2 separate regions of the Homo sapiens genome follow, and region 1 is linked to region 2. Evidence: chromatin loops called from intact Hi-C (ENCODE). Cell type or tissue: heart right ventricle. All regions are shown on one strand. Links, peaks and the distances in the headings refer to the core of each region. The heading gives the core; the rest is flanking DNA.

Region 1 (15,829 bases), core at 4,257-9,256, 76 kb after region 2:
GAATAAAAGTTTTATTTATGAAGGAAAAATTTCACAATGAAGATATAATCATACAAGTATGGAGATTAAATATAAAACATAAACTTGTAAAAAGCATGAGCTATGAAGTATAGGAAAAATGGACAAAAAAAATTAAAAAATTTAAAATATTTAAAATACTTTGCTAAACCCTTGGCATATTAACAAGGCAGACATTAATAAGAATATAGGAGATTTAATAATATATTTGAAAATATGGGTAAAATAGATAACTTTCTAAGGAATTACAAAAGTTCCATTCAAGAAAGGGACTGGACCTCACTAGTTTTGTGGTCAAGTCCTACAAATTTTCAAGAAACAGGTGAATTCCCATATTATCTTAAATGTTCCAAAATAAGAAGATGAAAATATTTTATTTTATGCATATTATAAAGCTAGAAAAAATCTGAACACAAAAGCTGACAAATATATATAAAGCAAACTTTTGCATGTGGTTATATATCCTGAATCCTAAATGAAAGTATAAATTCTAAATAAAAAAGAAGCAAATTAATCAACAGATTAAAACAATACAGGGTCTGTGATGTGGTCTGAAGGTTTGTGTCACCAACAAATTCAAATGTTGAAGCCCTAAACCCCAGCATGATGGTATTTAGAGATGGGACCTTTGAGAGGTAATTAGGGTTAGATGGGGACATGAGAGTGGAGCCCTCATGATGGGATTAGTGCCTTTGTAAAAAGAGACACCAGGGAGCTTGCTCTCTCTCCACCATGTGAGGACACAGCAAGACATCTGCTGTCTGCAAGTCAGGAAGAGAGCCCTCACCAAAAACTGAACCCTTTAGTCTTGGACTTTCCAGCCTCCAGACTGTGAGAAAATACAGTTCTGTCTTCGAAGCCACCCTTACGGTATTTTGTTATGGCAGTGTGAGGTGACTAATTCAGTATATTTTCTGACCACAGTGGAACTAAATTAGATAAAGCCCAAATACTTAGAAAGTACGCTGTAATCTTCTAAATTGCGCATGGGCCAAAGAAGAAATCACAAGGGAAAGTAAATAGTATTTTTAAATGCACACTAATAGAAATATCAAATGTCAAAGTTTGTGGAATTTAGCTAAAGCCATGATTAGAAGAAAATCAATAGCCTTAAATGATATATTAAAAAAGTTTGACAATAATAATCTAAGTAACCATTTCAAGAGGTTAAAAAAAGAATAGCAATTACATCCCAAAAAAAGTAGAAGAAAGGAAGCAATAAACATGAGAATAAAATGAATGAATTAGAAAATGAAACAAAAAGTTGGTCCTGGCGGGGTGCGGTGGCTCATGCCTGTAATCCCATCACTTTGGGAGGCTGAGGTGGGCAGGTCACCTGAGGTCAGGAGTTCAAGACCAGCCTGGCCAACATGGTGAAACCCCATCGCCACTGAAAACACAAAAATTTGCTGGGTGTGGTGGTGCACGCCTGTAATCCCAGCTACTTGGTAGGCTGAGGCATGAGAACTGGTTGAACCCAGGAGGCGGAGCTTTCAGTGAGCTGAGATCAGGCCACTGCACTCCAGCCTGGGTGACAGAGCAAGACTCTGTCTAAAAAAAAAAAAAAAGTTGGTCCTTCAAAAGACCAACAAGATTAATAAATTATTGATAAAATATGGAGAAAAAAGAGAGAAGGCACACATTATAAAATCAGGAATTCAAGAAGGGACATTGTGGCATAAAAAAAGTACAATAAGTAATGAAAAACATTATGTCAATAAATTTGAAAGTTTACATGAACTGAAAAAATTCCTACAAAAACCAACTTATCAAAACTAACACACAAGTGAAGAGAAATCGGAATAGTCTTATATCTATTAAGTTAAATTTGTTATTTAAAGTATCTAAAATAAACTCCATGTCAGATGGCTTCCTTGGTGAAATTCTACTAAACATTTAAGGCATAAACAATTCCAACCTTATATAAACTCTCAAAAAAAAAAGAAGAAGAACTTCCCAACTCATTTAAGCCTATGTCACTCATAAACAGATTTAAAAATCCTAAATAAAATATTAGCAATCAAGTGATAAAGTGAAAAATAATGTTACATGGTGACCAATCTGGGTTTATTCTAGGAAGGCAAAATTGGTTCAACCTTGGAAAATCAATCAGTGTCTACGACATAGCAAACTATAGGAAAAAATTCATATGATCATTTCAATAGAGACAGAAAAACATTTGTAAATGTTAACAGATATTCATGATAAAAAACATTTTTAATTTGAATTAGCGCATCCAAAAAAGCAAGGGCTTGGGGGCGGGAAGGTGAGAGAGGGCTGGAGAATAGAGCAAAATATCTAATTGAGCACCCCTTTGTTACAAAAAATAGCAATACCAGTTAAAGAAAGACATAAGGGTAAGACATTCCCCCATACAAATGAAACATCTCAGTTGACCAGAAATCAATGTAAACACACAGTGCTAAAGCACTAAGAAAGTTATGAAACAGAATATGTAAAAAACAAAATATATATTTGAATGTACTGAGAGAATAAACTCTGATAGAGATTTTGAGAATAAGTTAATGATGGGATCATTGAAATTAGGCAAACAAAAAAAAAGTAAGGAGATTGCCAACTCCAGAGAAAAAACTTGCACCCAAAAGAAAATGTAACCATAACAAAAAATTAAATGTCTTCGCTGTGAAATGCTTTTTTTAAAATGACAGCTTTATTGAGATGCAGTTTACATAACATAAAATCTGCCCTTTTAAAGGGTAGCAATGCTCCTCCTATAAAATAGCTCTAGCCTAGTTCTAGGCGTTTTTAGATACTAAACACCTGACCATGGTGGAACACCTGACCATGACCCATCAGATGACCATGTGACAAGCTGCTTATCATAAAGGGGACATTATCTATCTGCAAAGTCATATAGTTAGATGTGACCAGCAGTGGCCCACCACCGAGTGGAAGTGGTATATGGGACCAGGCATTGGTGGTGAGTGCATCACCTATTTAACAACTCTAGACTTAACCAAAATCATTTCCATCTTAACAAATAGTATAAGGGCCTAAAGCACTTTAATTAATCAATCTCTCTGAGTTTTACAAGGTTTTGTTGGACAATATTTCTTTTTTCAAATTGATAAATCAGAAACTATTATTGATTTCCATAGTCAATAAACTTTTTTAGATTAAATATCTTTACAATGTGACAGTAATGGCCACAAGTGTCCAGAAATACCTAACCAGACATGACTTTGGTATGACTTTGTGTTTTCTTTCAATTTAATCTCCCTTAGCTCCTGAAAAATTTATAAACTTAGTTATCCAGCCTATTATTTTTGTGGACCACTTAGCATCTTTCTAGTAAGTTTATTATTAGCTCAAGTTAAGCACAATTAGTTTATACTGCTTATACCTAGGAACCCTGATTAATATAAGGTGATACAAGTTTTAGATTATTTTTGAATTCTAGAAATTTTACATTCAATTAACATGCAAAAAGACAAAATCAATACATAAATTAGTATTTCTGTTCATTTAGCACTGATCCTTGACTTTTAACATACGTAATGATAATTTTTAAACATTTTATTTTAGGTACATGTGCAGATTTGTTATATAGGTAAATTGCATGTCATGGGCATTTGGTGTACAGATTATTTCATCACCCATATAAATAAGCATAGTACCTGGTAGGTACTTTTTCAATCCTCTCCCTTCTCCAACCTTCCACCCTCAAGTAGACCCTGATGTCTGTTGTTCCCTTCTTTGTGTTGATGTATTCTCAATATTTAGCTTCTACTTATAAATGAGGACACGTGGTATTTGGTTTTCTGTTCCTGCATTAGTTCACTTAAGGTAATGATCTCTAGTTCCATTCATGTTGCTGCAAAGGACACGATCTCATTCTTTTTCTATGGCTGCATAATATTCCATGGTGTATATGTACATTTTTTTAAATCCAGTCTACTGTTGATGCGTATTTACATTGATTTCATGTCTTTGCTATTGTGAATAGTGCTGCGGTGAACATACGTGTGCATGTGTCTTTATGGTAGAATGATTTATAATTCTTGGGATATATACCCAATAATGAAATTGCTGGGTCAAACGGTAATTTTTTTAAGTTCTTTGAGAAATTGCCACACTGCTTTCCACAATAGCTGAATTAATTTACATTCCCACCAGCAGCGTATAAATGTTCTCTTTTCTCTGCAACCTCACCAGCATCTGTAATTTTTTGACTTTTTAATAATAGCCATCTGACTGGTGAGAGATGGTATCTCGCTATGGTTTTGATTTGCATTTCTCTAGTGATTAGTGATGTTGAGCATGTTTTCATATGCTTGTTGGCCACATGGAGGTCTTCTTTTGGAAAGTGTCTGTTCACATCATTTGCCCACTTTTTAAAGGGATTTTTGGTTTTTTGCTGAATTTGTTTAAGTTTCTTACAGATTCTAGATATTGAGCTTTCACTGGATGCATAGTTTGCTAATATTTTCTCTGATTCTGTAGGTTGGCTATTTACTCTGTTGATAGTTTCTTTTGCTGTGCAGAAGCTCTTTAGTTTAATTACGTCTCATTTGTCAATTTTTGTTTTTGTCACAATTGCTTTTGGCATCTTTGTCATGAAATCTTTGCCAGGTCCTATGTATAGAATGTTATTTCCTAGGTTATCTTCCAGGGTTTTTATAGCATAACTATAAATGTTTATAACAAAAGTCTACAGTTGTTCAGTATGTCTATCCTTTTATTGATCAAGATGAAAGGATTTCTCAGCTATCTTGAACTACTTTCATCTGTTACTATTGTTAAGAATTCTGTTTTTCCTGACTTTTCCATTCTTCTCATTCTAATTATTTCCTGTGTTTTTGTGAGCATTTATTTTGCTTGTTATAGTTTTTATTCTGTTTTCCCCTCTGTTATATTTTATTTTTAGGTTTACCCTTAGAATTTTAAAGGCCCTATTTAACAACTCTAGACTTAACCAAAATCATTTCCATCTTAACAAATGGTATAAGGGCCTAAAGCACTTTAATTAATCAATCTCTCTGAGTTTTACAAGGTTTTGTTGGACAATATTTCTTTTTTCAAATTGATAAATCAGAAACTATTATTGATTTCCATAGTCAATAAACTTTTTTAGATTAAATATCTTTACAATATACTTCGGTCATCATTCATTCTTATATCTCAGACCTTCCTTCTGGGATCATTTTCCTTCTTAATGAATACATTCTTTAAAATTGTCTTTAGTGAAAATTTGCTGATAGTGCAATTTCCTGGTTTTGTTCACCTAGAATACTTAACATAATATTAGTAAATATTTATTGATTACCTATGATGTGCCAAGCTCTTTTTAAAGTATATGTATTAACTCATTTAATTGTCATATAACCTTACTATAAGACTACTTTGTTGACACCTGCTGCATAAGGAGATACTATTACAATCTGAAAATATCCCTATTTCATCTCTAAAATGTTGTTTTAATAAGTATACAATTCTAGGCTGACAGTGAATTTTTTTTCTGAGCCATTTGAAGATAATGCTTCATTATTTCTCATGAGGAAAAATGGCAGTTTTTGTTATTGTTCCTTTCCTGGATCTTTTCTATATCTCTGACTTTGAGATTTTCTTTGTCTTTAGAGTTCTAAAGTTTAACAACAATGTATCTGAGTGTGTATTTTTTTTCCCGTTTGGGATTTGCTGTGACTCCCAATTCTTAGGTTTCATATTTTTTCATTAATTCTGAAATATTCCCTCTTATTATCTCTTTGATAAGTCTCTTTCTTCTTTTTAGAATCATGAAGTCCTTTTTATCATTTTTCACAGTATAAGGCACTTATTTTTTCTTTTAATATCATTATTTTTTAAAGGCAAAGGAATCACAAGTGAATGCACTAGTCATGATCCATCAGAATGACAGACGCTTATCTACAAGAACATTTCCTAACTTTTTTCTGAATCTGTCACCACTGGGTATTACCGCTATTTTTTTACTTAAAAAGTGGGAGAATTTAATATGATTCTCTCTTCTTTTTCAAAATTGAATTTGTAGAAATGTAAGGGGTACAAGTGCAATTTCATTACATGGATATATTGCAAAGTGATAAAGTCTGGACTTTCCCTGCAACCAACACCAGAATAATGTACATTGTACCTATTAGGTAATTTCTCATTCTTTACCCTCTTCCCACCTGTCTGAGTCTCCAAATTCTATTCCACACTCTATGTTCATGGGTTCACATTATTTAGCTCCCACCTGTAAGTGAGAACATGTGAAATTTGACTTTCGACTTCTGAGTTATTTCACTTAAGATAATGGCCTCCAGTTGCATCCATGTTGCTGCAAAAGACAAGATTTCATTCTTTTTTATGGCTGAATAGTATTCCATTGTGTACATATACCATATTTTCTTTATCCAATCATTTGTTGATGTGATTCTCTTTTCTTAGCATATTTTTGGGGGTATTTTTGGATGAATTATTTTACTTATTAAGTTCTGGAGAAAGGAGTTTAATTTTCATTACTGCATTCAATTATCTCCACCTGGTCTCTCCCTTGACACATGGGGATTATGGGGATTACAATTTAAGATGATATTTCGGTGGGGACACAAAGCCTAACCATATCATTTCATCCCCTCTCGCAAATCTCATGTGCATTTCACATTTCAAAACCAATCATGCCTTCCCACAGTCCCCAAAGCTTTAATTCATTCCAGCATTGGCCTAAAAGTCCAAGTCCAAAGTCTCATCTGAGACAAGGCAAGTCCCCTCTGCCTATAAGCCTGTAAAATGAAAATCAAGTTAGTTACTTCCTAGATATAATGGGGGTACAGGCATTGTGTAAATACATCCATTCCAAATGGGAGAAATTGGCCCAAATGAAGGGGCTACAGGGCCCATGCAAGTCGAAAATTTAGCTGGGCAGTAAAATCTGAAAGCTCTGAAATGATATCCTTTTAACTTCGTGTGTCGCATACAGGTCACACTGATGCAAGAGATGGGCTCCCATGGTCTTGGAAAGCTCCGCCCTTGTGGCTTTGCAGGGTACAGCCCCCCCTCCCAGCTGCTTTCATGGGCTGACGTTGTCTGCAGCTTTTTCAGGAACACAGTGCAAGCTGTCAGTGGATCTACCATTCTGGTGTCTGGAGGATAGTGGCCCTCTTCTCACAGCTCCACTAGGCAGTGTCCCAGTGGGGACTCTGTGTAGGGATTCTGACCCCACATTTCCCTTCTGTATTGCCCCAGCAGAGGTTCTCCATGAAGGCTCCACCCTTACAGCAAACTTCTGCCTGGACATCCTCTGAAATCTAGGCAAAGGCTCCCAAACCTCGATTTTTGCTTCTGTGCACCTGCAGGCCCAACACCACGTGGAAGCCACCAAGGCTTGGGGCTTGCACCCTCTGAAGCAATGGACTGAGCTGTATGTTGGCTCATTTTAGCCATGCCTGGGATGCAGGGCACCAAGTCCTGAGACTGCACAAAGCAGCAAAGGCCCTGGGACTAGAGCATGAAACCATCCTTTCCTCCTAGGCCTCTGGGCCTGTGATGGGAGGGGCTGCCATGAAAACCACTGACGTGCCCTGGAGACATTTCCCCCATTGTCTTGGCAATTAACATTTGGCTCCTTGTTACTTATACAAATTTTTGCAGCAGGCTTGAATTTCTCCTCAGAAAATGGGTTTTTCTTTTCTATTGCATTGTCAGGCTGCAAATTTTCTAAACTTTTATGCTTTGCTTCCCTTTTAAACATAAGTTCCAATTCCAAATCATCTCTTTGTGAATGCATAAAACTAAATGCTTTTTAAGGCACCCAAGTTACCTCTTGAATGCTTTGCTTCTTAGAAATTTCTTCTGCAAGATATCCTATATCACCCCCTCTGGTTTAAAGTTCCACAGACCTGTAGAGCAGGGGAAAAATGCCACCTCTTGTTTTCTTTTTGAAACTCCATTTTTATATATGATAAACCTTCTCAATATTTCCTCTGTATCTACCTTTTGTGGATATTTTACATATTTTATGTATTCTCCATGCTTTATTCTGGGTAATTTTTTCAGCTCTCTCTTCCATTTTACCTGTTTACTCCAGCACATAACTTTTGAATTTCAATCACTGTATTTTTAACTTCTAGATATTCTATTAGTGGAACCATATAAACTGCCAATATTTGACCATTTTTGACCAAATAGAAAGTTTCAGATGGTTCAATGTGATAATTGGTTCTTCTAAACAATCTTCCAAGTATTTTTGATAGTTTATTGTTCATAGCGTAGATTTTTAATTTCCTGTTTTATATATGTAAACATTTTAAATAAATACGTTTATATTCTGTACCTGATAATTCCAATTTACGATGCTCTGTGTATCTGATTCTGTTTTTTCCCCCACTGACTCTCACACATTGTTTCTTCATGTGTTTTTAAAAAATTTTGATTATGAGCTAATGCTCATTATGTCTTTGTGGGAATTTTAAGGTCTGGGTAGAAGATACATTCCTCCTTGCAGGATTTACATCACCTCTATCAAGACCAGTATGAATTAATTTTTTGGATCACATAGAGTGAATATAAACCCTACTCCTACATAAAGGGCTACTTGTAGCTCTTAGATTCTCAGGGGAGCCTTTCTGATTCCTTCCATTCAGAGGCAGACCTGAGACAGATAGTTCTCCTTGCAATCTCTCTTTACAGGATGGATTTCATTTTTTGAATTTGCCTTTCCATTGAGGTAGACCCTGGCTTTGTATGGGGAATCTCCATTCTATTCCTTACTTTCTGAAGGTCTAAGGACTTGTCTATCAGGCAAAAGATCTTAAAGCCAAAAAGTGTAGGTTACTGAGACTGACAACTGTCCCCACTAAGGCAATGCTTCAGCTTGTTTTTGTCTTCTGAGGATTTCTCTTACTTTCTTACAAGCTTAGTTCTGCATTTCAAGATATGTTTTACATATTTTACCCAGTATTTTAGAGGTATTTAGCAAAAAGCCTTTAAGGATATCAAGTCCATCATGTGGTTAGAAACTGATGTATACAGTCACATACTTGAAATAATAGTTCAGCAAGTTTAGCTCTATGGTGATCATGATATTCCCTCAGTATTCTGAAGATATTATTCCTTTGTCTTCCAGAAACTCCAGTTGTTGATAAGTTGTTTGTAGTTAATCTGTTTTTCATGAGTGGTAGCTTTTAAGATTTTCTTATCGTCCCTGATTTTCTGTAGTTTCACTATTTCATATCTATGTAGGGATTTATTTTCATTTGTTTCTCTTGATACTAGGAGTGGATATTTTTTCCTAAGTTTTAGTAAACAGTTTACTTCATATCTTCATTCTCTGACGTTACTTCCATATTTCTTAATTTTCTTCCCTTTCCCCAAATCATCAACTATTTTTCTTTTATCTTAGAAACTGAACTGTCATTTGCTACAATTGCTTTGGGACCTCAAGCTCCAAATAACCACAAGTGCAGCTCCATTCACCACCTCATGTTTCCATTCCTTTCCTAGCCCAGGTAGTTGTTTTCTTACTTGTGTCTTTGATAGGCCCCCTTTTATACTGCATCTACCATTGATCTGTATTTGGAACAGAATATGATGTTACAACACCATCTTAATTGGAAGTCTATCAATTACTTAGACTATAATTGATAATATCTAAATTCCAGAAGTTTTGAATGTGAGTGAAGTCACCGAAAGTAGATACATGGGTCATATTTGGATGACAATTGGACTACATAGCTAAATAATCAGAAGGTTTCTGTTTCATGATTAAAACAATTCAGCTTAAATTTGTAAGTTTATTGATGTGACTTCAGGATGATCATCTTTTGAGCAAGTGTATAGCTAGATAAATCAATTATAGTCACAAGGAACTGGAGATGGAGCTGTTTTTATTTAAGAAATGGGCAACAATTTCTTATTCACAGACAATGAACTCAATAAAGAATTGTTTTTTATATCAAGAAATAGGTAACAAGCTGGTACAGAAACACATCACTATTGCCTCTTGCTTTCCTCCTTTCTTCCCTAGCAGTGTTGAATCCTGTTAGAGAAGAAGGCTCTCCTCAGACTAGCAGGACCATTATGTAACCCAGCATGCTTCTACAAGCTGCTGGCTCTCTCCTGGAAAAAGCAAACTCCATAAATAGCAGGCACTCAGCAGTTATAGGATAGATCAGGGGGAGTAACCCCATAAAAGCAAATAAACATCCAACACCCCACCTTGGAGAGCCCAGGCTAATACATCAAATACATTTGCCTTTGGGTAAATAAAGATCCACTGGCTGTTCAACCCAATCTCAGTGGTAAGTTTCACCCTGGGGTAATATTTTACTGCTATTGCCCTTGGAGTCAGTAAATATTTGTATGGAAAATATTATGCAACACACTGTTCCTGTTATTCCTACACCACTAGTTTCTAGAACCTAAAACATTTTTGTAAACTTACCTTTATTTTGGCATCAAATCTTTGTCTCTGCTGGTTTTTTTCCAATATAACTCTCAACCTTTGAAAAGTTTATTAAATTTGCAACTTTGAAATGAGGAATAGTATTTCCTTTCACATAAAAACAGACTCTTAATTTTGCAAAGTGGCCAAGACATGTTGTCTGCTCTATTATTCCTAGCTTGGAAGCTCTGTGGGCAAGAGATTGCTGAGGAAGAGAATGTGTAAGAACTCTTGCTGAGGCACAGTGATGAGAGAAAGGGGATACAGTACACAGGCTGATGCATGAATAAACCAGTAAGCTTTCTTCAGTAAATTTAAGAAACAATTTCTAGATTTGTTGCTAAATCTTGTTCTGGTTTGGTGGGCAATGGAAGAGCACTGACTAAACTCAACCCTGCCTTGACCTCCTGGGCAGGTCAAACCAAGGCTGTCATCCTTAGAACTAAAACCCCAAGCACGTCACACTACTCAGGTATGGACATAAGGATTGTTACAAAAGGACTAGACATAATTTGAAGACATGAGTGAAAAATGCAACCTGAAAGCACTACTCAAAAATGAAAGACTGGAGCTTAGGGGACCTCGGTGATCATAAAGTCCAACACCTTTCTTCATTATTCATATTAAGAAACAGGGTCCAGAGAGCTAAGGAACTCACCTGAAATTCCTTGAGAGACGTGGAACTGAGGCTTTATCCCATGTCCCTGATCCATTTCCAATTTTCTTTTGACTTTTGAGAGTTCCTTGCTATCAAGTGTCTCAGGTAAGGATCCTATCTCACATTCTGTTGAACTTCATTTTACCAGTGAGAAGTGAGCCAATGATTACTTTTATGGGAGAGAATTAACTAATGTCATAGTAGCGAAGGTCTCTAAGAGGCAGAGGGCATAGTGTGTGCAAAGGTCCAAATGGCATGAATGAGCAGGAGTGTGGGTCATGGTGCATAATTTACTGTGGCTGCTGAGCAAGTTCCTTAGGGTGAGTCTGAGTGTGTGTGTGTGTGTGTGTCTGTCTCTGTCTCTCTGTCTCTCTCTGTCTCTCTGTGTGTGTGTGTGTCTGTCTCTGTCTCTCTGTCTCTCTCTGTCTCTCTCTGTGTGTGTGTGTGTGTGTGGTAGAGGTGACAGGAGATGTGGTTTAAGAGTTGGATCCAGGGTCACAAAGGCATTTATATGCTGTTATAGGTTGAATTGCCTTCCCACAAAAGATGTGGAAGTTATAACCCCCAGTACTTGTGACTGTGACCTTATTCGGAAATAAGTTCTTTGCAGATGATCAAGAGGAGGTCATTAGAGTAGGCCCTACTCCAATATAAGTGATGTCCTTATGAAAAGGAGAAGTGTGGACACAAAGACACAGAGAAGGAAAACAATATGAAATCACAGGGACAATGCCATTCACAAGCCAAAGAATGCCAGAGGTTACCTGCCAGGAGAAAGCCATGGAACCAAGGCTCTCTCACAGCTCTAAGAAAGAATCAACGCCGCGGACACCTTAATTTTGGACTTCTGGTCTCCAGATCTGGGAGATGATAAATTTCTGTTCTTTAAGCCACTCTGTTTCTGGTGCTTTGTTATGGCAGCCCCGGCAAAAGAAACACATGCCAAAGTAGAGAATGTGGGTTTTAATCCATAGATAAAGGAGTGTTGTTGAAGGTTTCATGCAGAGGCACACACAGTCATTTTGCAACTTAGAAAGATAAAGATCTTTCATAGTCGTGTGTGCACATGGATCAGAGCAGGAAACAGGAGAGTCAAGAGTTCATTTAGAAACTTGTGAAACAGTTCAGGTAAAACATATCTGAATTAAGGCAGTGGCAGTTACACATGATTAGGACAAATTCATCAAGTACTGAAAAGTAAATGGTCAAGAATCTCAAGTTCATATTATCAGAGAACAAAAACCATAAAAGGCCACTTTATGTGATTCCACTCAAAAAAGAAACTCAGGTTTCATGATAAAGTGGGGGAAAATGTTTGATTTAGTCTTGAAAATTTAAATTAAAAATTATAAAATCAAGTTATCTTATCTTGAACATAATTGTGGTTGTAATGCCAACTTTATGCACTAATTCTTAGAATGGCAGAGAATGAATTGTAAATTGTTTCATATTTTGGCTTTCTTTTCTGAAAAAATTATATGATGACACATTATGGCTACCTTCACTTCCAGAGCAAGAGTGGAACAGTTATTTTCACAAAAATAAAACTGAGAGTTTCATCAGTGTTCTTAGGGCCTCTCTTTTCATCCTGTGATATGCAAATCATTCTCATTTGAAGTGCCTTTCATGTTGTTATCATTTTCGTTTTCTCTGTTTTAGTTGTTACTTGGCTAGAAACAGGACAGAACTCTGGTGAAGACTAGCTTCATGTCAATCTGCAGTAAGATTTAAATCTAGAAATAAAATATACCCCAACATATTGGGTTGTATTTTCTTCTTTTTACTCTTCTTTGTTAATGGCTAGCAATATATCATAGCTAGCTGGGTGTGGTCACTCATGCCTATAATCCTAGGGGCTTGGAAGGTTGAGATGAGAGGATGTCTTGAGCCCAGGAGGTCAAGGCTGTAGTGAGCCATGACTGCACCACTGCACTCCAGCTTAGATGACAGAGAAAAACCTAATCTCTAAAAACATTTAAAAATTTTTAAAAATTAGTGATGCACATGGCTCATTCCTGTAATCCCAGCAACTTGGGAGGCTGAGGCAGGAGGATCACTTGACCCCAGAAGTTCAAGGCTGCAGTGAACTGTGATCATACCGTTGCACTCCAGCCTGAGCAACAGAGAGAGACCCTATCTCAAAAAAAAGAAAAAAAAAAAATCACACAGCCAAATTGTAGTCACAATTTTAAGTCTGTGTAAATTCGAAACCATTTTTTTTTAGTCATCTTTCTAGAAAGAGAGTACTGGCTAGAGTAGACAAAGGGGATGGCTAGTGGAGGGACTGGAAATCAGGAGACCAGCTCTACTAGTAGCATAATATGTGGGCTCCCACAGCCTCCATTTGGCCATCCAGAAAAGGCAGAATTTGGACTAGATGACATCTCATGAGAAATACTCCATGTTTGGGCTTTATGTTGTAGTATGCAATTTATTTAGTGTATGCTCATGGAGAAGTCATCAATTACCTAAAAATCCTAAATTTCAGTTTTCATATACAGAAAACAAGAGCCTTTATTCATTATATATTTATTAGCACATTTCTGAAAGAATGTGAAGCCATTAATAAGAATAGTACTAGCTACTTTTCACCAAAAAGAGACTTAGGGCAGTGATTTTCAAATTGTTGCACAGCAAAACACCTGATACAGTGCAGGTGTAAGTTGTGAACAGGTTCATCCATTGTTTTAAATAAAACAGTACATAGAAAAGGATTCATGGGCCAGGTGCGGTGGCTCACGTCTGTAATCCCAGCACTTTGGGAGGCTGAGGTGGGCGGATCACTCGAGGTCAGTTTGAGATCGGCCTGGCCAACATGGCAAAATCCCATCTCTACGAAAAATACAAAAATTAGCTGGGTGTGGTGGCATATGCCTGTAGTCTCAGCTACTCAGGAAGCTCAGGCAGGAGAATCACTTGAACCCAGGAGGCAGAGGCTGCAGTGGGCCGAGACTGTGCCATTGCACTCCAGCCTGGGCAACAGAGTGAGACTCCGTCTCAAAAAAAAAAAAAGAAAGAAAGAAAGAAAAGGATTTATGGATTGTAGAACTCTTAAAACTGCTCTGCAAAATACTGGAGCATGGGGGCCATGGTTGGGAAAGCAGTATTTCTGAAGGAGACACTGAGCATTTTTGGAAAAGACAGTAGAGGTGAACTGATATTCATGGCTACAAATATAGAAAGGGATTCAACTATTTTGATAAAGAATGTTGTTGGTGGCCAGGTGCGGTGGCTTATGCCTGTAATCCCAACATTTTGGGAGGCCGAGGCAGGTGGATCACCTGAGGTCAGGAGTTTGAGACCAGCCTAGCCAACATGGTGAAACCCCATCTCTACTAAAAATACAAAAAATTATCTGGGCATGGTGGCAGGCACCTGTGACCCCAGCTACTCAGGAGGCTGAGGCAGGAGAATCGCTTGAACCCAGGAGGTGGAAGTTGCAGCGAGCCATAAGATTGTGCCATTGCACTCCAGCCTGGGCAACAAGAGCGAAACTCCGTCTCAAAAAAAAAAAAAAAAAGTTGTTAGTGTCATATAAACAATAAAAAGGAAACGATGATATTTGCAGATTCACATGGAGGCAGGCTTTAAATCGAGGATGCTCAAATGAAATTGTGGTGGGCTGGATCCCTAGTTTTAAATAATTTTCTTAAAAGATTTATACTTGATCTAATTGTCTCCATTTTGTTCTCCCCATTTCTGTGTTTGAGTAATCTTTTTAAAATGTAAATCTGATGTACCACTTCATTGCTCAAACCCTCCAATGACTTCCCACTGACTCTCTGGATGAAGTCCAAGTGCTTACCGTGGCCCTTGCCCATTCCTATCTCATCTGATGACACACTGATTTCCTTTCTCTCCAGTTCCTTGAGCATACTGAGCTCTTTCTTTCCTTGGGGCCTTTGCACATACTGTTCCCTCTGCCCAGAGCACTCATTCCTCTACACCTCTCCTGGCAGATTCCTGCCTGTGTTTATGTCTTAAATAACTTCCTCAGGAATGACCTGCACCAACCTCCCCGGCTTCCCTGCCCCACCAATTTATTTTAGGTCCTCATAGTATTCGTGCTCTTGAGACGCTGTTTATTTAACATCTACCTCGTGCCCCATCCCCAGATTAAATTTAAGAAAACAGTTTACAAAATGATATAGTACATGATTCCAATGTCATGGGGAAATATGTTGAGAAATATAACTATGTTTTGCCCCCTCCCTGTATTTTCCCCTGTGCCTTGCTCCTGTACAGGAAGGTGGTCATCTGTTTCCATCTTCACTGCCTCAGGGAAGGGATGTAGCAGGGGAGGAAAACAGAAACCCCAGCTTTTCCAAAAGTATCTAATTCAGTGGTTCCAATAATAGAACAGAAAAAACTGAGAAACATAGATAAATAATTCGGATTACTACGTGCCATTACACAAGTGCTATTTCTCTAAAGATAGAAGGGTCATTCCAAGTGAATATATATTCAACACTGCTCCAATATATTTGCTATTCTTGGAAAAGTCTGGACATACTTGACAAAGTAGATGTCTTGACTCCTAGTTACATCAAACCTTCCTAAAACCCCTCCTTTATTGTCTCTTCTGCAATCTGCATTCTAGCGTGGATTACTCTGGAATGCTGTAAACCTGGGGGTGGGAGTGGGAGGTGGCAGGGAAACAGATTTCCCAGTGCTGTTTCTGGGCCTTGCTTTGCTCACCAAGGTAAGTCTACAGGCCTCTACTGCATCACCTCAACCACGCACAGCCAGAT
Region 2 (15,829 bases), core at 7,148-12,147:
CTACGTTGCTTAGCATAAGGTTTTTGAGATTCACTCATATCATTGTGCATATCAGTAGTTCATTTCATTTCTTCTATTGCTGAATAATGTTCCCATTGTATAAATCTACCATAGTTTTTAATCTATTCTCCTGTCAATGACTATTATCAATAAGTTGAACATTCATGAACAAAGCTTTTTGTGAACATTTTTTTTTTCGGGTAAATACCTGTGAGTGAAACTGCTAGGTCGAGGGTAGGTGTGCGCTTAACTTTTTTAGGAGCTGCTAAATCGTCTTCCAAAGTGGTCTAAACATTTTACACACTAAGCAATGCATGAGCGTTTCAGTTGCTTCACACTCTTGCCAAAATTTGGCATTGTCAGTCTTTTTGTTTTTAGCTACCCTACTGGGTATGAAATTGTATGTCACTGAGGTTTTAATTTCCATTTCCCTGATGCCATCTATATATCATCTTTTGTGAAACGTCTGTTCAAGTCTGTTGCCCACTGTGTGTGTGTGTGTGTGTGTGTGTGTGTGTGTGTGTGTATGTGTGTGTGGTGGGGGATATTCATTGATAACTTGTGGGAGTTCTTTATATATTCTAGATATAAGTTCTTCATCAGACATATGTTCTGCCAATATTTTTCCCAGTCTATGGCTTATGTATTCATTATTCTTATTGGTGTCTTTGATAAGGAGATCTTTAAAATTTTGATGCGGTCAGTCCAATTTGATAATTTGTTTTTGTTTTCTACTTAGTGCTTTTTGACACAAATGCATTTGAAAAGCAGATCATGCCATATCACTACCATATAAGACTCCTCAATGACCTCCCATGTTTTAGGAGTAAACTCTTGAGTCTTTACCTTGGACCTCAAAGCTCTGAATGATTTGGTCCTCAGCCACTCTCCAACCTCATCTCATATCCCTCTCCCTCTCCCTCAACTGTACCCTAGTCACATGAATCTTATTTCCATTCTGAGGCCACATTAACCTTATTCCAATTTTATGGTCTTTGCTTCTTTCTCATTTTTCTGCACAAATGGTTTCACCTCATCCTTTAGGTCTGGGCTCAAATATAACCTCTTAGAAGGCCCATCCCGACTGTCTTCACTAAAGTGGCTTCCTCCTATCACTGTGTATCTCATAGCCCTTACCACTGAGAAATATCTTAAATACTTATTTGTTTACTGGTTTCTTGTGCATCTTTCCTACTGGAATGTCAAGACCATAAACACCACCCTGTCCAACACTAGGACAGGGTATGTGAAATATTAGCCATGCAAGCAGTATTTGTTAAATTAATAAAGGAGTCTCTTTGAAATGCTAAGCTAAGGATCCTTTGAAGGGCTGGGACATTCCACAATGTGTGTGTGTGTGATTGTATATTTGGGCATGTGTTTGTGTGTGTCTGTGTAGGAGGTGGCAGAACAATGCAAGTAGTCCCAATAAACCAAGAGTTTGACTATTCCAAAGGCTTCACCTTCACCAATAGCTTCAGCCTCACACATATCCTTTTTGTTTTTCATTAATTTATTTTAGGCAGTTCTTTTGATCTTCATGTTCCATGCCACATGCAACACACCATGGTTTCTCTGACTGGAATTTCCTCTTTCCTCTTCCCAGAACAAACATCATGACCTACATGAAAACTCAGTTGACTTCTCTAGAGAGAGGTAGGGCCCCTTCCTCAGTGCTACCATTGTACTTTGGTCATCTTTTTATTATGGAACTTGTCCCAGTGCTTTACAGTATCTGTTTACGTGACTGCCTCCCTCTTCAGACTGTGAGCTTCTCAAGGAGGAGGTCATCTGCAACCCCAGACCTGGGAGGAGTAAGCACTGGGCAATATTTGTTGAATGTCCAATAAATGGATATTTGGGTATACAATAATGTTAGTATTATGTTTAAAAGAGGAGAAGAAATGTGTCATACAAATACTATAAGAGAATGATGTCATAAGTAACGTGATGGATTGCTGATTGGCAGCTCAACACTGTTTTCCCCTTCTGTGCTCTCTCTTGCACCTCAGGAGGTGAAAGCCTAGAAACTACATTTCTTAAAATCTCTACCGGTAGAGTTATATTCTGCATGATACATTATGCAAATGAGAGGCACTTCTCAAGATTTAAAAGGTGAAAATGACGTGGCCATTATTGTTCCTATATAACGAGTACAACATGAGGTTTAAAAGGAGTTTCTTTGTGGCCGGGCACAGTGGCTCACGCCTGTAATCTCAGCACTTTGGGAGGCCAAGGTGGGCGGATCACGAGGTCAGGAGATCGAGATCATCCTGGCTAACACGGTGAAACCTCGTCTCCACTAAAAATACAAAAAATTAGCCGGGCGTGGTGGCGGGTGGCTGTAGTCCCAGCTACTTGGGAGGCTGAGGCAGGAGAATGGCATGAACCTGGGAGGCGGAGCTTGCAGTGAGCTGAGATCACGCCACTGCACTCCAGCCTGGGAGGCAGAGCGAGATTCTGTCTCAAATAAATAAATAAACAAAATAAACAAAATAAAATAACAAAATAATTAAAAAAAGAGTTTGTGTCCTTCTGCGATTTACCCATTTTTGAGCTACAAGGAGCTGAGATGACCAGTAATGGTTTCCTGCGTTTCTAGCATTTCTGATTTTCTTAACTCTGCCTTGATCCCTTGGCCTTCTGCAGAGTTTTATAAGCTTGTAATACTTAGATTAGGTTCTCCTGATTAAGCACTGATGCATAACAAAGTTGGTGTGTATGGAAAACTATGTCTTGAAAAAAGAACAATTAAAAAATCAATTCCAATACTCATAGCAGACTATTAATATCTATTAATATTTACCAAATTGGCAATAGTTTTGAAACTGGAAATCAATATCTATATTATCACAAATAATAGTGCACATTTGAGATATGAGCTCTGTAGGCTTCCTCAGGAGTGGATTTTTCTAAAAAGTGTTTCAATATGGAAAGAATAAGTTGAACCACTAAAGACTGAGGGTCAAGAAAAAGGCTGGCCAAATGCCTAGAAATAATTTTACATATTGCAAAGTGAAAAATACAGATGGTCTTTTAGCTAAATCCTTTTCCTTACACATGCCTCACACATAGCAAATCTGAAAAGGTCAAAATCCCAGACCTTGAGGCGGGGGTTCTCCTGTTGGGTCATTGCTGTTGGTTCTAGTGTTGGTTGCCTGGAGAATGTACTTTTTATGTCCTTGCAGAAATACGATTCTACTCTCTGGCCATCTTCGTTCTGAGGAAAAAAAAAAGTAGCACTTTTACCAGTTAGACATTATCTAATTATTGGTCCAGCTTGGGTGTTCTTAAAGACAGCTATTAGAAAATGAGTCCTCTATAATAATACTGTGCTCCTGGATACTCAAGCTCATGACCACAGGTCTGGGAGGTGTGTATAAGTATGGACGTGTGGGGTGTTATAGAGTTTAGAGTTACTCACTGTGCTAGCATGTGGCATCTCTGCATGTTTCCAGGGTTTCTAGCCTAAATTGCAAGATGAAAAAAATGTATTCAGCAGAATTCCAAAAGGGACTGGAGGAAGCAGATTGGTTGGATAGAGCTCTGCCTCTTAAGAGGAATGCTGGGAGCAAGAGAACGGGCAATGTTCCCTAGGTTTGCATGGTGAGGAGTACGGGCTTTTAGGAAGGTTGTGAAGCTTGCACATAAGAGCAGAGGATGGTGGAGGAATGCCATGATTTGACCTCTCCATCAAGTTACCAAAGTCATGAGCTGCTTGGCTTGAGGGGATTCCTGAGAGAAGAGGTATGCCAGGTAGGAGTGAGACAAGCATGCAGATTCATGAGTGGAAATGGGCAGAAGAAAGAAACAAGGCTGGGGTTTCTCAGGGAGCATGGATAAATCATTCAAGAACCAGACAGGGTTAGCCTAGCCAATCTGTTGCAACTCTTCCATTCGAAGATTTTGGAAGATCACACAGAGGCTTTTTGGAAAGAGCCACGTGGTGGCACACCACTGCCTTTGTCAGTACTAAGAGTCCATGAGGGGTAGCAGGGAGAGCACCAAAAGAGCAGACTACATATTTGGGCACTAGTTCAAACTCTTTATGAGCCCAAGGCTCCTCATAAATACAATGAGATTAAAAAATACCACCCACAACACTGTGCTATCATAAGTATCACAAGAATTAACGCTCATCAAAATGCTTTGTGCATGACAGCTATTCCAACTCCCTGCATTGGCACCCCCTATCTCTTTATATCTCTGGGCTCCTCTAACTGCCCCAAGGAAAGCTATGGAGAAATCTCTTTCATGTTTTTTCCTCTTGGTTTAGCAATGGATTCTATACTCTTATACTAATTTTGCCAATGGTTCAATTTCATTCCTTCATGAAACCATTACTTAACACTAACATCTGACCGGGCGCAGTGGTTCATGCCTGTAACCCCAGCACTTTGGGAGGCCAAGGCGGGCAGATCACGAGGTCAAGAGATTGAGACCATCCTGGCCAACATGGTGAAACCCCATCTCTACTAAAAATACAAAAATTAGCTGGGCATGGTGGTGTGCGCCTATTGTCCCAGCTACTCAGAAGGCTGAGGCAGGAGAATCACTTGAACCCAGGAGGCAGAGGTTGCAGTGAGCCGAGATTGTGCCACTGCACTCCAGCCTGGTGACGGAGCAAGACTCCGTTTAAAAAAAAAAAATCACACACACACACACACAAACACTAACATCTGTGTTAGGTGCTGGGAATACGGGGTGGTAAAATAGGGTGTTAGAATTTAGTGCTCGTTTTTAAGCAGGCAGTGGCAGCAATGGTTAAAACCATCTGATGTCCATCTCGTTCACTCAACTCCAAAATCAACAAAACTGGGGCCTACTTTGTGCATATTACAGGAGGCACTTAAGGAGCAATAAGAATTTGACACTTACCCAGCAAGTGGAGTACAGATGTTGCCACTGCCTTTCCAAGAGCATTGGTGGCTATGCAGACGTAGGTTCCTTCATTTTCAAGGGAAACATTCTGCAACAACAGGGATCCATTGAAAAGCAAGGAAACATTGCCACTCAGAGATCCTCCTCTCTTCAACCAAGTTATATTAGGCTGAGGGACACCTTTGGAACAAAAACAAATATGACAAAGGCAATTCCTTTAAGAACAGGGCCACAGAACCACTTGACAAATACCATTCACTGTTTTGACCGTAAGTCAGCATATGGGTTTAATCATATATAATAGGAAAAATGGCTATTTCTATTTCTATAGCTACTCTATGGCAGATGGAGGATCCTCTTAAAGCAAAGGGCTTTGGTCTACAGGGCATGTGACTGGTTTACACATATAAGTTATGGAATGGAAACCAAGGAGTAGGATTGCTCTGTATTGGGAAGGGAGAGAATTTTGAAGGTGGGTAGGGTAGTGGGAGTGTGGTTGGAAAGAAGGAGTCGGTGAAGCTGGGGGAATGTGGAGGTAGAGACACAGTGAGAAACTCCCAGGGGGTAGGTTGTCACAAGGAAGTCTTTGGAAAACATAAATATTTCCTAGAGGTCTTTAAGTTGTTTGCTGTGCATAAGCAATGAAACATTCCTCCCTCAGGAAGAATATACAACATCCAGGGAAACAGAGTTCATTAATTCTTTGTAAAGGAGGATAACTTCAGGGAGCAAAAGTAAGTGCTGAGTTTCAATTCCGGGTCAATGCAGTGAGATGCAGGGACTGTAAGCAACATTGCAGGAGCCTGGACACAGAGGGGAACATGAGGAATTGAAAGAATTTCTTTCCCCAAGTCTTCAGAAGGCTTAGCATTTTGCTGGGCTTTGGAATTTAAGATTCAGAGGAATAGAGAAATTTCATTTGGTTCTTCTTCTTCTTCTTTGCTTTTTCTTTTTGAGATGGAGGCTCCCTCTGTCACCTAGCCTGGAGTGCAGTGGCACAATCTTGGCTCACTGCAACCTCCTGGGCTCAAGTGACCCTCCCTTCCTCAGCCTCCAAGTAGCTGGGACTACAGGTGCAAGCCATCACACCCAGCTAATTTTTGTAATTTTTGTAAAGACAGGGTTTCATCATGTTCCTCAGGGTCGTCTTGAACTCCTGGGCTCAAGCGATCCCCCGCCTCAGCCTCCCACTGCACCTGACCTCATCTGGCTCTTAAGAGCTGGAATAGCTTCAGATGATGCCAAGATTGCTCTAGACAACTGTTTTGGGGGATGTTTTCTCCTCTTACAGTGCTCTGGTTAGTGAGAATGGAGAAGCCATGGTATGGTTTTCTGACTTAAAAAATAGATGCGACCGCTATTATCATGACATGTGCAACACACCTTACAGTAGGCAAAATGCGTGCTCCATGAACATGGTGACACTTGAATTCTCATAGTTATTCCTATTTCCTGGGAGGCAGTCATTGTTAGCTGTATCTCACAATTGAGGAACCTGGTAAGCCTTTTGACTTCAGGTCCAGTTCTGTCCATTACATCAAGCTGATTATTCAAGTCTCTTAAGGAAGTCATTGTGTGGCTTTGGAGGAAACTGTTATCTAGAAATGCTTAAATTTACTTGTAGAAACCTAAGACTGATATTGGCACTGAAGTATTGCCTGAAAACTCAAGGTGAAAAAAAGACTAAATTTCTATTCAAAGAGGAGGTGGAAATGCATAGGGGGAGCACTATCTTGGCTGGGTTGGGGTGAGGCTTTGTTTTCATTCTCAATAGTTATTAGTTCTGTAGCCTTGGGCAAAGCCCTTTAGATTTCAACTGTGTCGTCTGTGAAAGGAATCTGAAAGAAGAGTAGGAACTTCATTATGTTCAGATATACTATTTGAAGTTTTCAAAATTGGAGTCTGAGATGGTTGCCCTTGGGACTTTTTGTCCTTAATCCTGTGGCTTTGTATGATCCAAGTATGGTAGGCAGAATTCTAAAGACATTGCCCCAAGATTCTCATCCTTTCATTACTCAATCAAATGTCAATCTAGGCACTGGTGTGAAGGAATTTGCAGATGTAATTAAGGTTACTAATCAGTTGGCCTTAAAATGGGGAGATATCTGGTTGGGCCCATTGTAATTCTATAAGTCCCTAAAATCAGAAGAGAAGGACAGAAGCTGTCAGGGACATATGGAGAAAGAGAAAGTAGGAGAGATGAGGCAGAAGAGGAGTTCAGAGAGATTCAAAGTGTCAGAGCAACCTAACCCACCATTGCTAGTTTTAAAGATAAAAGGGACCTGAGCTGGGGAGTGCAGGTGGCCTCTAAAAGCTGAGAGTGGCCTTCAGCTGACAGCTATCAAGAAAATGGGAACTTCAGTTCTAAAATGATAAGGGATTCAGCCAATAACCTGAAGAAGCTTGGAAGCAGATTTATTCCCAGAGCCTCCAAAAAGGAATGCAGCCATGCCACCACCTTGATCTTGGCCTTAGATACTCTAAGTGTAACAGTCAGTTCAGCAATTCTGTGCAACATAGGTGACATAATATATGGGTATTGTTTTAAGCTTCTAAGTTTGTGTTAATTTGTTACAGCAGCAATAGAAAACCAATACACCGAGAGATTTGTTTTAAATATTGTTATAAAAACTAGGCTAGCCCTAAATAGCTGAAGGAATGCTAATCACATGTGCATATATCTTTTTTAGCATTTTCTTCTACACATATACACATACAGAAAGTTTAAGCTTTCTGAAAGGTCACAGCTATTAAACATTGGAGCTGAGATTTATACCAATACAATTTGATTCAGAACCTTTCTTAACCACAACATAGGTAGATGTTATACATCTCTTAATATATTTATTCCAATGCATGTTATAGTTCTTTGTTGTTGCAGTAAACAAGATTTTAAAAAATGTATTTCATAGTTGTTTATTGCCAACACTTAGGAAAGCTATAAGCATCTGCATATTTATCTTGTTTCTAGTCATCTTACTGAACTTTATTATTTTGAATAGTTTTTCTAATTGATTTTCTTGTTTTTTAAGGTAAATAATTATATCATTTGCACATAATGACAATTTTCTCTTCCTTTCCAATATGTATACTTCTGATTTCTTTTTCTTGTCTTATTGTATTAGTGTCTCCAGAACAATGCTGAATAATAACCACTATAGCAGGTACGTTAGACTGAATATTTGTGTCCCTCCCCACCACATCTTGATCTTGGACCTCCTTCAACATGAAAAGCTTAATCTTGGACTTCCCATCCTCCAGAACTGTAAGAAACAAATTTTCTGTTGTTTATAAGCTACTCAGTCTATAGCATTTTTCTTATAGCAGCCCCAGTGGTCTAAGACAGCAGGCATATTTGTCTTGTTTCCAACTTTAATGGGAATATTACTAATGTTTCTTTCTTAAGCATGATGCTTTTTTTGGTATATAAATTTCCTTCTATTTCTAGCCTACAAGAAAATTTCTCAGTCTTTGAGTTTAACATTTAATTTGCTTATTTTAAAGTAAATCATTTAAAGCTGTTAATTTTATTCTGAGTACAGCTTTGGCTACATATCTTATGTTTTGAAATGCAATACAACTATTGCCATTATTTCATTCACTTGAAAAATGTTTATGGAGTGCCTACTCTATGTAAGACTCTGTGGCAATGCTAAGGATATAATGGTAAACTAAGTTCCTCACGGACCTTAATCTAGAGTGGGCCCATGCATCAAAACAGCCAGCTGCAATTCAAAGAGATAAGAGCGTGCAATAAAGGTAAAATACTGGATGCCACTGGAGCACAGAAGCTGTACCTCATGTAGACTGGAGAGAAAGGGAAGATACCTGCAAGGAGGAACATAGAGTGCAGATGTAGGAAAGCATGGGAACAGGAGCAGGAGCCAGACTTTTCATGGTATAGTGCCTTGTTTTTTGATTGAATGTATTACCTGGATCACCTATCCCCAACTTTTAAAAAGTTAATAATGGAGCTCAGAAACAACTTTGATTTAACTTCTTGTTAAATTTTCTCTTGGGGTCCCTTTTAGCTCTAAGATATGTGTGAGATCAATTCATTCATTCATCCATCTATTCTTTCATATATTATTTAATTCACTCTCATTATTCACTCTCTATGACCAGAATTCTTTTATAGCATTATTACTGCATTAATCTCAGTTCTCCACAGCAGATCATGAGTATAGGCCTGGCAAAGATTAGATGTGTGAATGTTTGCTGAATGCATAAATGAATAAACTAGGGAATGCATTTACTAGAAGAAAACCATATTCTATCCCAAAGATACATCAGCGTGACTTTTTTGGTTATTCATACCAATGCTCTCTTCCAAGCAGCAAAGATAATAAAGCACTGACTGTATAGTAAAATCCTCATAAACTCAGACACTATTATTTTGGAATCTATGGTAATTTAGAGAAGGGCTATACTAGCTAGGAAGAGAAAAAAATCTCCTTACATATTTGAGGGCAAAAGTGCAAATCATTTCAGAAATTCCTTCAAATACTTCACTGGCCTCCACAACATATACACAATTGTTATGTGAGTATAAATCGACATTTATAAATTAAAGTGGTTGCCTTTAAGACCCTAAGCAATTCTCGCTTAAATGACTGAACATTTCTAAAAGCAATTCATAGACTTGAAAGCATTTTACAATTCAGGGATGTTTATTAATTCAGACTTGCCTCTTACAATCAGTCCAAATTAGTGAGGTTTTCTCAAGACATAAAGCCTCTTACAGTGAAAGACCCTAAACAATCTCAGATACATTGGCTTATTCATTATTCCTCCACGGTAAGAAGCTGGTAAGCGGTGCTGTCAATTCTACATTGAAACAAGGTTTACCAGAGGCCTTCAGCCAGGCTAAACAAGCTGTGTGGAGATCTCCAGGGAGAGCATTTCCGGCAGAGGGAACAGCAAGTACCTTGGCCCTGAAACGGGGTCCTCAACCCGGGGACCATGAGACTCACGTGGGTCCACAGATAGGATTCAGGAGTCGGTGACCTTTTCACCAACTCTAGTTGAAATGTAGCACTTCTATCAATTATGAATGTAAGCACAGACCAAGGTAGTAGTATCTTTAACTCTCTCACCAATGGAAGTCACAGATATTTTCGTATCACATTACAAGTGTGACCAGCTCTCTCAAAATATTTTTTATGCCAACACTACTTCAAAAATATGGTAACTATTGGACCCAATGCTAGATTTTGAATTTGATGCATTAGTAATGAAGTACATATATTATTCGATCACACATTTGGTTTATTAATATTTTGATACCTATATTTTTATTATAATTGGTTTTCTTTAAATGCAGTATATTTTATTTTATACCTTTGAAAATATTATTTCAGAAGTAGTACCATAGGCTTCATCAGACTGGTCCAGGACACATTCCTCCAATTTTGGAGGAAAGTAAAAGAGCATGTGGCTGCAGGGATGTGAGCCAGGAAAAGAGCAGTAGGTGACAAGGTCAGAGAAGTGGCAGGTGGGGCTCAGGTCATAGCCTGATAGGTCATCGTAAGGCTTTGGTTTCTATTCCAAAGATTTTGAAGAATGGCATGAGCTGACTTGTGTTTCTAAAGGACTGCTTTGACAGCTATGTTGATTGCAGGGGGCAAGGGCAGAGGCAGGGAGACCAGTGAGGAACCTGTCAAGATAATCCAGCCTAGAGATGACGGTGACTTGGACCAGTGTAGTGGCAATGAACGTGGTAAGAGACGGTCAGATTCTGGGCCTATTCTGAAGGTAGAGCAGACAAAATTTGATGGGGGTGGGGTAGTGTGAGAGAGGAAAGCGAGTAAAAACCGACTCCAGGATTTGTGGCTCAAGCAAATTAAATAACTGCCTTGTCATTCACTGAGATGAGGGACACTATGAGAGAAGTAAGTTTGGGAGCAGAACTCAGGAGAGCAGTTTTGGACATGTTAAGTTTGAAATAACTATTACATATCCACGGAGAGATGCTGAGCAGGCATGTGGACATGTTAATCTAGAGCTTAGGGGAAAGGTCTGTGCTGAAAATATAAATTTAACAGTTTCCAGCATACAGATGTCATATTTGAGTCCTTCTGCAGGTATGGGACCAATAGGGAGAGAGTATATATAGAGAAGAGAAAACGTCTGAGGACTGAGGCCTCGGGTAGTTCAACTTAGAGATCAGGGACAAGAGGTGGGACAAAGGAGGCTACACAGGAACAGATACTATGGTAGGTAGAAAACAAAGTGGTTTCCTCAAAGCAGAGAAGGAGGGCGTAGCAACTGTCCAATGCTAGTGTAGTCAAACGAGCAAGTAAGGTAAGGCCTAAGAACTCACCACGGGGCCTGGTGTGGTGGCTCACACCTGTAATCTCAGCATTGTGGGAGGCCGAGGTGGGCAGATCACCTGCGGTCAGGAGTTCGAGGCCAGCCTGGGCAACATGGTGAAACCCTGTCTCTACTAAAAATACAAAAAACATTTAGCCTGTAATCCCAGCTTCTCGGGAGGCTGAGGCAGGAGAATTGCTTGAACCCAGGAGGTAGAGGTTGCAGTGAGCCAAGATCACACCACTGCACTCCAGCCTGGGCAACAGAGTGAGAATCTGTCTCAAAAAACAAACAAACAAACCTGACAACTGAAGTTAGCAATTCACACTTACATGGTAAGCTGTTGGTGACCTTGACAATAGCTATGAAGGTAATGGTATGGAGAATGTTTGGTTGGAGTGGATTCAAGAGAGAATGAAGAGAAATGAAATTGAAGACAGCAAGTATAAACTACTCTTGAGGCACTTTGCTATAAATGGAAATCAAGAACTAAGGCAATAGCTGGAGAGGGAAGTGGAGTCCAGGGCAGGGAATTTAGGGATGGCTTTGCTCACCTGGAATACTTATCTCATCTCCCTATTTCCACCCTTGCCTTCCTTTTACTCTCTGATTTTTTACAGTCTATTTTCAACACAATAGCCATAGTATTTCTTCTAAAAGGTAGCTCAGATCATGACACTCCTTTGCTTAGAATCCTCTAATGGCTTCCATCTCACTTAGAACAAAAAATAAACTGCTTATGATGTTTTATGATCTGCTAACATACATGGTCTTCCCTCAACCCTTGCCCACCAACCACCTCAAAACACAGAAAAAAAACAGAGCCAGAGAGAGATGGATTTTTATTTTTTTAGTGATGGGGTCTCACTGGGCTGGAGTGCAGTGGCTATGCACAGGCATGATCATAGCATACGGAAGCTTCAAACTTCTGGGCTCCAGGGATCCTCCCATCTCAGCCTCCTGAATAGCTGGAACTATAGGTATGCATCATTGTGCCTGGCTAAGGGGTGGATTCTTGACTAAATCATTTAAGTTCCTGAATCCAGATGTATCTAAAATTATGTCCAGAGTGTCTACACTCCAGAACTTTTCGGTTTTATTAGCCAATAGTTCCTCCATTTTTTCTTAAGCCAGTTCGAGGTGGTTCTCTGTTCCACGTGACCATGGGAGTCTAGACTAAAAACTAAGGTATGAAAACAACCAAGATGGCCAAACAGCCATGCCAGCGCAAGCTTCTCAGAACAAACTGACAAAGTTACATTCCAAAAGAAAATGTCAGAAATAGGAAGTTTGAAATGAAGAGCACAGGACCACACCAGAGTACAGGACCAAGTCCTTCCTTCACACTACACACTGTCCCAGGGGCCATTTCATCTACTTTGGGAAATATAGTGATAATTCCTATGCTGAAAACTCCCACATCTACCTATCCAGTCTTAATCTCTCCCTTGAATTCAAGACTCCTGGACATCTCCCATTGGCACAACATGTCCCACAGGCACCTCAAACTCCGTAAGTCCCATAGTGAACTCCAACTCCCTCTCCTACCCCACAGGTCTGTTCAGCACCTAGAAGCATCGTTACACGTGTAAACATTTTCAAAGAACTGAACAGGCCAGAGGAAATTCAGACAGATTTCTTCGCACCACTGCTCTTTATGGTGTTTCAAAATAACACATTTGCTCTGTTGCAACAGCTATAAAACGTCAGAAATAGTTTAAACTTATTTATCTAACCTTAAAGACAGGCTATTTCCCCCAAGACTTGCAGCTCTGATATATTCAACATTCTGTTTCCACAATGCTGAAATTGTTTTGGAAGACAAATGTTGTGGAAAAAAGTTCAGAGCCGGAGGGGCTGTGAAACATGTGTTGCAAAAAGTTTGCACCTCGGGGGTGTCTTTAAACTAGTCAGTGTTTAAAAACAAATTTCCTTCATCCTTGAAAGGCCCATGAAATATTCCACACTATAAATCCCTGGCCTGTTCAGACTGCCCTGAAATGCTGGATCTTTAAATAAATATATATTATACCTATATTTTTTTCTCATGTTTGTTTCTTCCAGCTACTCAAAACTCACTCAGAATTCTGCATTACTTTTTCATATACGACAAATGAAGATTTAAGCTACCATCAGTTATCTCTGGGGAATCATGAAGAAATGATGTTGCCAATTTATAAAAGGCAAATCAAACACAGGATAGACAAAGGGAGTCATCACTAATAAATGAAAGAAAGAAATAAGAGTTCAAGGGTTCAGTGTCAGAGAAAGTATCTCAAAGCTACTAGAATAATGAATGCACTCTTCTTAACTGCAGGGCCAATCTGTGCAGCAGAGTAAATTTTGTAAGGAACGTTCCTCTTCTGAGTTAACTGCATACCCTTTTGTTCTTTTTGAAAAATACGTTATGTATGCTTTTTGGATACAATGGACTATCCATCATTGATGCCATATCCAGAACTGTCTCCAAATAGAGGGCTCTGGCTTTTACTATTTACAGAATTCTCTTGAATAGCTGTTTAAGTACTTTCTTTTCTCTAGTAAACTCATGTTTAGATTGACATAATCTGTTCCCCAATCAATTTGATTTCTGAGGATTTAGAAATCATCTGGGTCATAGTATCTATTCCCAACTCCATCATTAAAAGTCCTTCCCTAAAGGTTTTGAACTGTGTTTCTTCTGACATGGAGAAGAGTGTCAACAAGTCCTCTTCCTGGTGTGGTCATTCTCATCTCTCACGTACCCTGGGCTTCTGCTTTGCGCGAGCCTGGGCAGTTCTTTAACGCCACCAGACATATCTCATGAGCACCACACAGTTCACTGCTGGATATTGTCCTCCAGAGTCTTATTTATAGGCTAGAAAGTGCCAGTGAAAATTATTATATCAAAACCAAAAACCTTCAGTAGTTCCTTGAAGAAGAAAGTCAAGAGTTGGTGCAAATCAAGCATAGCGATACATGCTGGAGCTATGCAAGTGGTGTAAACTACTGATTCCAGTAAAGGGGATAGGAGGAACTCCTAAACAGCAGCTCAAAGGGAGAACCATGGACATTCCTGAGGCCCTTCCTGATAATCAGCAATTCTGGTAATCTATCAAGATAACATTGGGATATAGATGAACAAATAGCTATTAGCCAGTTAAAAATATTAGTTATTTGGAGATCATGCACCAAAATCTCCAAGTGGATTCCACTGCTATCACCAGCAAAACCCCAGAGGACTATGTGTGGGCTGCTGGTGTCTTGGGGTGACATCTCAAGGCCGTGTTGATTCCCCAGGACTCCATTTCCTCTTTCCTTAAACCACTAACTCTTGCCTTTGGTTCTTCTGAGCTGCACCTCTCACTCTATTTCTGGGGGGTCTTTTCTCCTCAGGAATGGTAGGGAGTAAGAGTCAGTTTTCTTAGCTCTATAGCCTTTCCTGTTCTTGGAGGAGAAAAGCACAAAAGCCTTTTCAATTTAGGGGAGTCACTGCTAAGAACAGCTATCCTCCAGCCCGGGAACTGCACTGTTCTCCAAACACACCACACTGGCTGTAAAGCTGTTCTATGTGCTGTTCTCGCCATTGCAGATCATTTGCTATTCCCTTTCACCACCTGGAACATTTCTCCTCATTCTTAAAGACGCATCTCAAAATCACTTCCTTGATCCTCTTGGACATTGACAGCTGATTTCTCCTGTGTGAACCTTTGAACACTGAGGCATCAATTGTTGGCATGCCTGATTCTACCTTCAGAATGAGCCCAGAGCATGGAGCTGGGTTCTACCATTTAGCCCCCGCTTTTAGTTCACTCCCAGTTACCCACTCCTGGTTCACTCCTAATTTGAGTTTACTCCTGTTTACTCACTCCTGGTTAATTCTAGTTTACTCCTGATTACTCACTCCTGGTTCACTCCTGGTTTACTCCTGGTTTACTCCTGGTTCTAGTTGACCTCTGGTTACCCACTAATTCCTGAGGAAGAGTCTCTCATTTTGAGAGGATATTTGAGATAATTTCCAGGGACCTCTTTGGCCCCATTTACTGGCTAAATCAGTGGTTCTTAACCTTGGCTGCACATTAGAATCTTCTGGCGAAGCTTTAAAAATCCTTGGTTCTCAGGACATACTGCCGATGAATTAAATCAGAATCTCTCAGGGCAGGGCTGGGGAGATGTTGTGGTGTCCAGGCCTGAACTGACATTAACCAAAATAATAAAATGACCTGACTGTAGTATGTGTCAGTCATCAAAATGAATAACTGGGTATTGAATTAATAACTAGGGGAAATAAATGAATGAAAAGAAAAAAAACAGGGTTATATAAGTTGGGATGTTACTAGAGAGGCCAAAATTCTACACAGGTCCTATGGGGCTCTTCCCATAAAGGAGTGTTTTTCTTCCATTAACAAGGTCCTGCATGGTTTTCTCAGACTGTACTCAGAAGCTTGCATGCTTTCTTATTTCCGGGGGTTGAATTCCAACAAAATTCCCTTTCCCTCAGTCCCCACCCTGTGTGGGTGCTGTGGGCCTCTCGGTCTTGCTGTGAAGGCATAGTTAGGTCATAGCAGCCGGAATGAACTAGTGGGTCATTCAGGGGCTTCTGACGGTTCCCTGTGTTTTATAATGGATGCTGTTCCATGCTGCACACTTGTCCTGT

What was found. Peaks named below come from ENCODE experiments on the same cell type or tissue, not always from the same donor. Only the 100,000 strongest peaks of a DNase experiment are listed, where the experiment ranks them.
Region 1: a loop joins it to region 2, with 3 times the contacts of the local background. A loop is called at or near these places in 6 of 110 quality-filtered maps.

Annotation. Positions count from the first base shown.
Region 1 is chr15:83,925,383-83,941,211 of GRCh38, reverse strand. The region is part of intron 17 of ADAMTSL3 (ADAMTS like 3); the gene reads right to left. Among named protein-coding and RNA genes, the nearest start is that of ADAMTSL3, 280 kb to the right of the region's middle. RefSeq lists enhancers at 12,654-12,853, 12,874-13,043. In heart right ventricle, for the core only: no CTCF peak of the experiment used is centred there; no DNase peak of the experiment used is centred there.
Region 2 is chr15:84,003,774-84,019,602 of GRCh38, reverse strand. It overlaps ADAMTSL3 (ADAMTS like 3), which reads right to left. Exons shown (of 30, transcript NM_207517.3): 24 at 4,879-5,061; 25 at 3,104-3,220. Among named protein-coding and RNA genes, the nearest start is that of GOLGA6L4, 220 kb to the left of the region's middle. In heart right ventricle, for the core only: no CTCF peak of the experiment used is centred there; a DNase peak (open chromatin) is centred at 9,802.